2 separate regions of the Homo sapiens genome follow, and region 2 is linked to region 1. A link is an interaction called in ENCODE POLR2A ChIA-PET data of the cell type or tissue named here. Cell type or tissue: A673. All regions are shown on one strand. Links, peaks and the distances in the headings refer to the core of each region. The heading gives the core; the rest is flanking DNA.

Region 1 (5,350 bases), core at 67-5,066:
AGAACCATCCTCGTTTTTACCTCCTTTTGACTTATTTTCATGAGTCAAATATTCTCTGAAATATCTATCACCTCACAACTGTCCAAAAAGGCAGGACAACTTGAAGCAGGGAGGGGGCTTCCAGGTCATAGGTAGATAAGAGACAAACAATTGCATTCTTTTGAGTCTCTGATTAGCCTCTTACTAAATACACAATTGACATGTGAGGTGGAGGTAGAGGAATAGTCACTCATGCCTTAGTCTGGCTTAGTGAAGCAATAGGGCAGAGGAAACACTCAGATAAGCATTTTTCTCACATGAGCAGAGGGATGACTTTGAGTTCTTGTCTGTCCTTTCTCCACAGGAATATCCTTGTGGGCAAATTGTGAGGAGGGTATGTAGCTTTTTTATCTTTGTAGCTATCTAATTTAGGAATCAAATGGAAGACAAGTTTGCCTGACACCGTTCCCAGTTATGTCAGTGTGTTAGGACACCATGGCTGGAAACTCACTGCTGTAAGTAAGGGAAAACTGTTTAAGCATTTTAGCAGGAAACTAAATTAGTACCTTAGAAATGCAGCAATAGAAAGGGTGGTTGGAAGGTATAACATTTGAAGGAAGGATATCAGTTTTAAAACTATAATAATTAATGAAGGAAGTGGCAGTGGAGATGAAGGTGGAGGATCGGTATGAGAAATATTAAGGAAGGAGAATCAACTAGACTCTATGGATTACAGGGGTATTATAATGCACAATGTTTGTACCCCTCTTCTTTCATATGTCCATACCCTAATCCCAATGTGATGGTCATCAGGGTGGAGCCCTCATGAATGGAATTAGCACCCTTAAAAGAAGAACTAGAGAACTAGCTAAGTCCCCTTCCACCACGTGAGAAGCCATCTACAAATCAGTAAACAGGCCCTCAGGAGATACTAAATTTACTGGCACCTTGATATTGAACTTTCCAGGCTCCAGAACTCTGAGAAATGTGTGTTATTTAAATTACTAGTCTATGGAATTTTGTTACCGCAGCCCAAAGTGACTGAGACAGGTACATAATATATTTAAGAGAATATACACAGAAGCTTAGTCGTACACATCAGACCTCTCTTAAATATAGAAACCAAGAAGACAGCAGTTTAATTAACACTGAGAGGATGCCTTACAAAAACATGCTACGGTCTGAATGTTTGTGTCCCCCACAAAATTCATGTGTTGAAACCTAACCCCCAAAGTGATAGTATTAAGAGGCAAAGCTTTTTTGGAGGCCAGGGCAGATGGACTGCTTGAGCTCAGAAGTTCGAGATCAGTCTGCACAACATGGTGAAACCTCATCTCTACAAAAAAATTAGCCAGGCATGGTGACACGCTCCTATAGTTTGCAGCTACTTGGGAGGCTGAGGTGGGAGAATGGCTTGAGCCCAAGAGGCAGAGGCTGCAGTGAGCCAAGATCATGCCACTGCACGCCAGTGGGTGATAGAGCTAGGTCCTGTCTCAAAAAAAAAAAAAAAAAAAAAAAAAAAAAAAGAAGAGGAGGCAAAGCTTTTGGGAACTGGTTAGGTCCTAACAGTAGAGCCTATCTGAATGAGATTAGTGCCCTTACAAGAGGTCTGAGGAAACTTGCTCAGCCCCTCCATCACGTGAAGAACACAGCAAGAAGGTACCATCTATGAAGCAGAGAACAAGTCCTTACCAGACCCTGTATCTGCTGGCACCTTGATCTTTGACTTCCCACCTTCTAGAACTGCAAGCAGTTAACTTCTGTTGTTTATAAATTACCCCCAATCTAAGGTATTTTGTTATAACAGCACAAATGGATTAAGACAAAGATGTCTTCATTCAACAAATCTTTATTTAGCACCTATTATGTATAGCAGACACACTTTTAGGTTCTGGACATGCTGCAGTGAACAAAATCATGTCCCTGCCCTGATAACAAAATGAGCTGTTCTAGAACCGTTACCCACATAAGCATTAAAATGAAAGCCAGGTTCTGCTATTTCTGGGGAGCAGTCAATCAAGAGCGAATCAATTCCACAAGCCCTGCTAAATGTCTAACATTTGATAGAGATAGAAAGCAGTTTTCACCTTATGGATCCCCTAACATGTGGCCGACTGATTATGCATTCTGGCTGTCAACATGCTTCTTTCTCTTCATATTTCCAAGTTGCAAGTTACCACCACTACCCCCTCACTGACTAGTTCTCTCATCTTTCTCCACCCTTCCAGCCTGCTCAAAACAAGAACCCCCTATCATCCTCATACAGACACACACAGACACAGACACACACAGACACACACACACACACACACACACACACACACACACACACACACACACACACACACACACACGCATGCACGCTCCTCTCTTAAAGCCCTGGGCAGAAAGGGGGAGTATTTTACCCACATGAAGAGATCAGTGTCACCTCTATAACTGGCAGTTCCTGAAATACAGTTTAAGAACCTCTGAGGAAATTACTTCACCTAAAACAGGAATGACTTTTCTTAAAACAGTTAGTTGGAAAACTCATTTACAAGTAGGTCAGGTGAAAATATCCCAAAACAGAAATGTTACCTGACTGGTTATTTTTGTTTTGGTTTTGATAATGGCAAGAAACACAAATAAGATGTGGCATTCTCCTACAACAAACGTACAAAGTGCTTTAACATAGATTATCTTACTTGATCTTCAAAGCCTATGAAGTAGGTCAAAAAGATTTATTGTTCCCATTTTTGAAATTACAAAACTGTGATTCTGATGACTAAATTACTTACCAAGGTCATACAAACCTGGACATACACAAGGGGTTTTCTCCTACATCACCCTGAATCTCAAATCTCATCATTAAAACTTTGGATGTGCCTATACAGTGTTTTTGTTTTTTCCAGTATCAAGTGTATTTTATAAGCTTTGTAAAACATGCAGGTGTTTCCTATGATACCTTACATGTGGTAATCTCCACTTTCCTTATCCTTGGCCCCCAAGCCTTTTTTTTTTTTTTGCCTAGAATATTGCGCCAGCTGCCTAATACGTCTTCCTGCAAGTATTCTTTCCCCAATTCTGATCACTCCAATTCTGTGTTGTAATTAGAATTCTGAAATAGATTTCAAATCTCACATGTGATAATGTAAGACACCTGTTTACAACACGTTCTTTCAGATACCGGCACTAGTCAAGCCTCTTTCCACCTCAAGTCTTCGTGCATGCTATTTCTCTCCTGGAACACCCTCTGCTGCTTCTTGCCTGTTGTGGTGCCTTCTAACATCAAATGCATGGTGTCTCTTCACACCAATCCAACAGGTACCAACAGGTGCCCAACAATACAACTCATTTCTGACAATAACCATGCAGAGTGTCTTAACACAGATCCCACAGGTCAAGGGCTCAGTCCCACAAGACTGCCCACACTTCGGACACCAGTGGCCAGTAGACTACAAATTCACGGGTTCCCACAGGCCCCTCTCAGGTTCCATAATTCTCTACAACTTTTCATAGAACTCAGGAAAGGGTTTTACTTAATGATTGCCCATTTATTATGGAGGCCTAAACTCAGAAACAGCCAGAGGAAGAGGCACAGGACAAGGGAAGGGGCGGGAGTAGGGCACAGGACAAGGGAAGGGGCGGGAGTGGGGCACAGGACAAGGGAAGGGGCGGGAGTGGGGCACAGGACAAGGGAAGGGGCGGGAGTGGGGCACAGGACAAGGGAAGGGGCGGGAGTGGGGCACAGGACAAGGGAAGGGGCGGGAGTGGGGCACAGAACTTCCATGCCCTTCCTGGGTGGGCCACCGTCCCAGCATATGAATGTGTCTGCCCATGCAGAAGCTCTCTGAACTCACTTTTCAAGGGCTTTTATAATTCAATCTCCAGCCACCCTTCCCTTCCAGGGAGGTGGGGGGAATAGGGCTAAAAGCTCCACCCTCTAATCAACTGTTTGGTCTTTCTGGTAACCAGCCTCTACCCTGAAGCTATCTAGAGATGCCACCCTAAGCCACCTCATTAGTATAAATGCCAAGTGCTGAAAGGTGACTTCTTAAGTAAAACCAGAGACACTCCTGTCACTCAGGAAATCCCAGGGGTTTAAGGGTGTTCTGTCCAGGAACCAGGGACAAAGACCAAACATGTTTCTTTATACTATACCTGATAACACAAGTCATCAAGTATTTCTAAGCATCGTTTCTTCAGTAAAACTTGTAAAAAGCATCTGTTTCACAGGACGACTGTGCAGGTGAAATGAAACAACATAGGTAAAGCACTTAGAGTACCTGGCACACAGTAACACCCTAAAATATGCTACATAATAACACACTTTTCATTTCCATTCCCCCAGAACTCAGCAAAGTACATGGTAATGTCTGTTGTCTGACACCAAATATAAATGGGACACAAGAGTAAAAACATATTTAATGTATTAGAGACCCACTGCCTGATTTTTAAAACAAATTTCCTAATTTGTTGCCCTAGTCATGCTAGGCTGTCAGTGATTATCAGTGAGAAAATATATTAGAAGCCTAAATACAGAGAATTATCTTTATTACGTTCCTACATGCCATACAGCATTCATAAAAACAAAATAACCTTTAAGAACTGAATTGAAATTTTAGTTATTTAATTCCATTTAGGACTTAAAGTCTTCCCATATTGTATGAATTAAAAGCAAAATGTCAACTTTGAAATTTCATGAAGAGGAAAAATTCCAAAATTTATTATAAACTATTTTTGATTCCGACAAGGAATGTAAAGATTAAAAAGAAAATTTTACAGAAAAGTGAGGTAATCAAAACACATTTTGTTTCCACTAAACTTCAAAACAACTTTCCAAGAATGCATTAATTCTTCATAGTTTTTAAATTTAAAATAAAAATTGATTGCTATGGATAGCTGACCATCCTCAGTAGTTAAAGATAGACTGATTTTGAGATTTCCCCAAGCTATAAATCCTAGGCACTAAATTATTTAGAGAAGAAATTAAAATTTTTTCTGAATTATGAACACAAAAAAGGTTAGTGATGTTATTAAATGCATTACTGAAAGTGAGTATGTATTTACTAAGGCAGATGTGCAGAACAGGAAACACAAGAGCAACTGACAGTGCTGAGAAATTATGGTTCCCACACCATGATGTTAAATTTTAACAGCCTGGCCCCATCACTTTTTAATAATAATGTTGTAATATTAACAAAAATATTTTGCAATATTTTTAGTTTATCTGCCTCCTAGAAATTTATTCTATAATGGTGATTTGGGTTATAGCGTTAATACTGATTTATATACTTGATCCTTTGGCATATGGCCAAATGTGTATGTATTTGGTGCATCTCTAATATATACTGGCTGAAGTGTACTTGAAAACCCCAACTTTGATCCCCTA
Region 2 (5,350 bases), core at 170-5,169, 1.0 Mb before region 1:
CAAATGCAATTCAACAACCCGCTTACCCTATCAGCATTGCGAATTGAAACTTGCTTGGTCATCATCCCAACTTTATCAGGTCCATTGTCTGTCTTTTGGTTTATTGAAAGTAACAGTTAAAACAAATGCTTTACTTTCACTACTATATAACATGGACCACCATTTTTTCCAGGCTTTTAGAACAATATTCTTCTTGTCTAATTTCCAGTCCTAAAGCTGATGGCACATATTTTGGGATTTGTTATGGCAGGACCCCACTTCCAACATATTCAGCTATTGCCACCATAATGCTCTATAACAAACAACCACAAAATCTCAGAGGCAGGCAGCAGTAAGCATTAGTTTCTGGCTTATGTGGACTGGCCGGGGTTTGCCTCCGCTGCTGGCTGGGAGTCAGCTGGGCTTAGCTCCTGACCTTGAGTTGGGTCCAGGCCTGCTCCCTGTGTGGTTGTTCTGCAACCCTGGCTGCATGAGCTTTTCTCATTGCAGACAATCACATTGCAAGAGAACAAGCCCAACCACATCAGCACATTCCAAGCCCTTGTTTGCATCATGCTGTGGTAATCATGTCTTTATACTCTGTTTTTGTTGATGCTTTGACATCTTGGGGCCTTGCTGACCCTGGAGTGACTACTTCTCCCAGGGTTAGCTAATTCCTAGAGATAGCAAACTACTGGCCTAAGAGTGCACCTTTCATACACAAACCAACTACTCCAGAGCTCATACCCCCCAACACCTCCATTAATGAACTCTTACATTCTGGGCCGATACTCCAGGACCAAATACCAGACAACTGTACCATAGAGTCCACTGAAATTATTCAAAGTGGCCAATCCTAAACCTGCTTACCCTGCCTTGCCCATTATTTTTCCCGCAGAAATGACAATAAAATCTTCTCCCTGCTTCCTCTGCCCTTGACTGACCCTGGTGCTTCCCCATGTGGCCCTGCATTATGGTGTGGCATGCCCTTTTGTCTTGGGGTCTGTTGAGTGTAACAAACTATGTTTACAGTGGTAGCTGTCTCCTGATCTGTTGGCTTTGCCATATCTTAAATAATAAAACCTACATTAAAAAATATTTGTCCACTAATAACCCTTTGGCCAATGTAAATCACTTGATTAATCCCAAAGTCAAGGTGTTGGGAATAACTCTCTGCTCACCAGCCTGGCGAAAGTAAAGACATATTTCTATTAGAAGGGAGAAAAATTGGGATGCTCTTCCCCAGAGTGGCAAGAGTGTGGATATATAATTCTATTAGAGAGGAGTGAAGAATTGAGACCAATAATTCAATCTGTCACCACTTTATATGTATATATGTGCATACATGATGTTTGATTAAAAAATTGAGATATGCAATATGATGTCAAATATGTAAAACAGAATCTCTGTAGAGAAAGAAGTCTTGAAGGAAAGACATTGGAATGTTAATAAGGCATATCTTTGGGTGCTGAGACTGTGGATGATTAAAATTACTCTTTCTTCTATTTTATGAATTGTCTTTCATGAGACTATATTTATTTTATAATTTACAAATATACTGTATTAACTAGAAGCTGAGTCTTCTAAGTATTAAACTAAAATTCCTTGAATATTTTCTGTTTGGGATCAGTAATGGTCCTAAAAGCAGAGCAAGGAGGATTTGCCTAATTCCACCTGGGAGATCAGAAAAGTCTTTTTTTTTTTTTTTTTTTGAGACAGAGTCTCGCTCTGTCACCCAGGCTGGAGTGCAGTGGCACTATCTCGGCTCACTGCAAGCTCCACCTCCTGGGTTCATGCCATTCTCCTGCCTCAGCCTCCCGTGTAGCTGGGACTACAGGGAGAACAGAAAGGTTTCTATGGCAGGGAATAGAGGGTATGACAGGGGTTGTCCTCTTTTGTTCTTTGCTATTTAAAGTTTGGTCCACAGATCACCAGCATTGGTGTCACCTGGGAGCGTGTTAGAAATGCACACTCTCAGTTCTCATGCCAGAGCTACGGAATCAGAATCTGCATTTTAAGAGGATTCTCCAGGTGGTTTGCATGCACATTAAAATTTGAGATGCACTGAATCTATTCCATACCGTTTATTTTAGCATCATTTAAAGTAAATGCATTTTTGCTTCATGATTCAAAATGGCTGGTAGAAATTGTTGTTATAAAATGCAAAGATAGTGAAATAGGCTAACAGATGGGCTGGCTTAATGACCAAATACTAACAATTCTCATACAAAAAAAATGAATTATTCAGTCTATAATATTTATTGATTGACAGTCTGATGTGGGCCCCTGTTACAGGTTGAATAGCATTTCTCTAAAAATTGTAACACAGAACTATAATTCTGGGAGGTATTAGTAAGACATTAATGGGCCCCACTGTATTAGTTTCTTATGGCTGCTGTCATAAATTACAACAAACTTGGTGGCTTAATACAACACGAATTTATTATCTTACAGTTCTGGAGGTAAAAATCTGAAAGAGGTCTCACTGGGTTAAAATAAAAGTATCAGCAGTGCTGCATTCCTTCTGGAGGCTGGAGCTTCCCATACTCCTCTGCCTCCTGACATCTTCAGAGCCAGCAATGACTGGTCAAGTGTTTCTCATGCTAAATCACTCTGACACTGTCTTCTGCCTTCCGGTTCTAGTTTTAAGGACCTTTGTGATTATATTGGATTCACACAGATAATCCAGGATAACCTCACTATTTTAAGATTGGCTGATTAACAACCTTTATTCCATTTGCTACTGTAATTCCCCTTTGCCTTGTAAAGTTCCATCCCCTTTGCCTTGTAAATTTCCAGGGATTAGGAAATGGACATCTCTGGGAGGCCATTATTCTGCCTACCACATCCATGAAACGCAGATTCTGTGGTCACATAAATCTGCAAGTAATATTTCTTTCTTGGAGCTTTGCAATGTACATCGGTATAGTCAAGGCTCCGAGAATTTTTGGAGTAAAGAAACCCCTTTAAGTTTGCTCAACCTAGGAACTCTTTGCTTGCACATTTCATGAAGCTGAACCAGAGAAATATGGGGAAATTCAGAGAAAATTAAAGAACTGTTTTCTGCCCTAAAGGAATTGAAGACAGCTTTTTATTTTCTCAATCATCGATTGCAAATTAATACTGAATTCATTAGCGCTGAGGGAATGCAGGGCAGAAGAGGGAGTGGGAACATCTGTAGAAATCAGAAGCCCTAATTACCAGGCTTCTGTTCCATACAAGGCAATGATGAGAACAGCGGTAGTTGTGGGAGTCTATGCTGATTTCCCTTTCACCATCGACATATTGTGGCATTATGAATAATTTAAAAAATCTGCCTGGGTCATTTTCTTAATCTCCGTGACTCCGTATCTCATATGTAAAGTTGGGTTAACATTCTCTCTTTCATCCAGTATGATTATGGGCTTTTAATTAATGTTAAAATGCTCTTTTTTTGCATTCACATGCAAAAGGAGTTATTAAATTTTGGTGCCAAATATTATGATGGTAATGAGAACTCGCTCACCAATATCTCATTACATGTGCAACTTTTTCCCTTAATTTACTGCATAAATCACCCATGGCTACACACAGTATTATCCCTATAGCCAGAACAGCTTCTTTCATCTTTTAGATATCTCATGTTGAAACCAAGAAATACAAGCTAGAAAAAGCTGAGTCTTATTTTAAAAGTTCCCAGAAGGCATTTGTTTTATGTGGTGAGCATAATGATTGCTTACAATAAAAAAGCCTTGAAAGGTCTCACTTGTTCTAAGATTATTCATGCAGCAATTATGCTATTGATGTCAATTTGTTTTTATGATAATATAAACTATTCTGAACCCACTCAACAGTGCATAGTATAATGCTTGCAATCTTCCCCATGACCTCTCTTGCTAAGATACCTATTCACTTCCTTGATTAGAGAAAACCAAGGAATATAGGCATTTTAAAAACAGATAAAAGTTTTGATCATTTGAAATCTAAAAATGAATCAGAACTTGTAATTTTAAAGTGAATAATCACAAAAGAGAGAAATAGCTGGGTACTCTGACTTATATTCTAGATGACGTTATGTATCACAGTACAAATATTGTCCAAGTGAGCTCCCCTAAATTGTGTGTGTGACATAAAGGGAGGGGAACTTGTATTTATTTTGTAGCTTGCCAAGAGCAAAAGGCTGTCTCAACTTAAATTTTGGACATCTTAAGTTTGTTCATCTTAAATTTGGCTTTGGATTGCTATAGGTTTTCGGGTAACTATTCATATTTCAAATGATGTTATTATTTTGCTTCCGAAGGTTCTTACGTGTTTCTGTAGAATAGGTAACATATTAACGTATTTCACTTTAAAAACAGTAATTGTGGTTACTTTGCCTGCGTGAGTCTATATGTAAACGTGTTTGAAATAGTTATTGAAAGAAGATGTGCTCCCTGATCTTAATGAGGTTAAATCTCACTCTTGTTTCACTGTTTCAAATTTTATTATGATCTTAAATTAAGGTTATATTCACATGGACAGAGCAAAAATTCACCACTGGCATATCTATTTGATGCTGTCAGCCATGTTCACAGCCAGTCTGCAAAATTCATTAGTTATTATGTAAAAGGTGCTTTTAATCCTCAGTAGCAGGATTCTTTCCTTATTTACTTTCCTTTTGCCTTGTAGATATAATTTGAGCAAATAATTTGAAGATGGGTAAATAGAAGTTTGACTGAAGCTGATGAAAGTAAGCACATTGATTAATATTCTTATCATTTTTATAAACTGCATTACAGAAATACATAATTTCTGTAAAATAAAATGTAAAAACAGGCATGGAAGTCAGGGCAAAGGCATATGACTAGAGAAAAGTAAAATGAAACCAAATGTGAGGTGACACCTGGAAGGCAGCCTGTTCCTTTAACACACACAAGCACTCATTCAGGCTAAACAGTGTACACACTCATTTCCAGGTGGGCCACACTATTTAGTTCTATATTTTTAGTAGCCCATGAAATGAGGGGAAAGTGGGTTGGGGGAAATGGGCTAAATGTATAGAGTTGAAATTAAGTATGCTTGTGTAATGGCTCTATTGTTCTCTAAAGTGAGCTGTTCAAAGAACAAAATTTTAAAATTCACTTACCTCTGTAAGTTTCAGAAAGGAGGGAAGTGGTGTAGCTGATCATCTGAAAATATCAGATGATATAGCATAGTCCTATTTTTAGCTCTGAAATGCAACCATGGGACTTTAAAACAACATCCAGTATCTTTTGTTAGAGATGCCACAACCAGTCACGACTGGCTGGCACTGCAGAAAACAGAAAGTTATGGCAAAGGGAATTACTGTTGAGAGCAAAGAACTGGGGGAAAGGCGTCATGCAGTCATTGATGGCTGGTGGGTTCGCTCCAG

The links. Peaks named below come from ENCODE experiments on the same cell type or tissue, not always from the same donor. Only the 100,000 strongest peaks of a DNase experiment are listed, where the experiment ranks them.
Region 2: POLR2A ChIA-PET joins it to region 1 with 6 read pairs; 3 of 35 experiments call an interaction of 5 or more read pairs at or near these places.

What each region holds. Positions count from the first base shown.
Region 1 is chr11:108,907,712-108,913,061 of GRCh38, reverse strand. All of the region lies in intron 16 of DDX10 (DEAD-box helicase 10), which reads right to left. Among named protein-coding and RNA genes, the nearest start is that of DDX10, 250 kb to the right of the region's middle. In A673, for the core only: no CTCF peak of the experiment used is centred there; no DNase peak of the experiment used is centred there.
Region 2 is chr11:109,956,163-109,961,512 of GRCh38, reverse strand. All of the region lies in intron 1 of LOC105369484 (a long non-coding RNA gene), which reads right to left. Among named protein-coding and RNA genes, the nearest start is that of ZC3H12C, 130 kb to the left of the region's middle. In A673, for the core only: no CTCF peak of the experiment used is centred there; DNase peaks (open chromatin) are centred at 2,742 and 3,222; H3K4me3 peaks cover 665 bases; H3K27ac peaks cover 1,500 bases.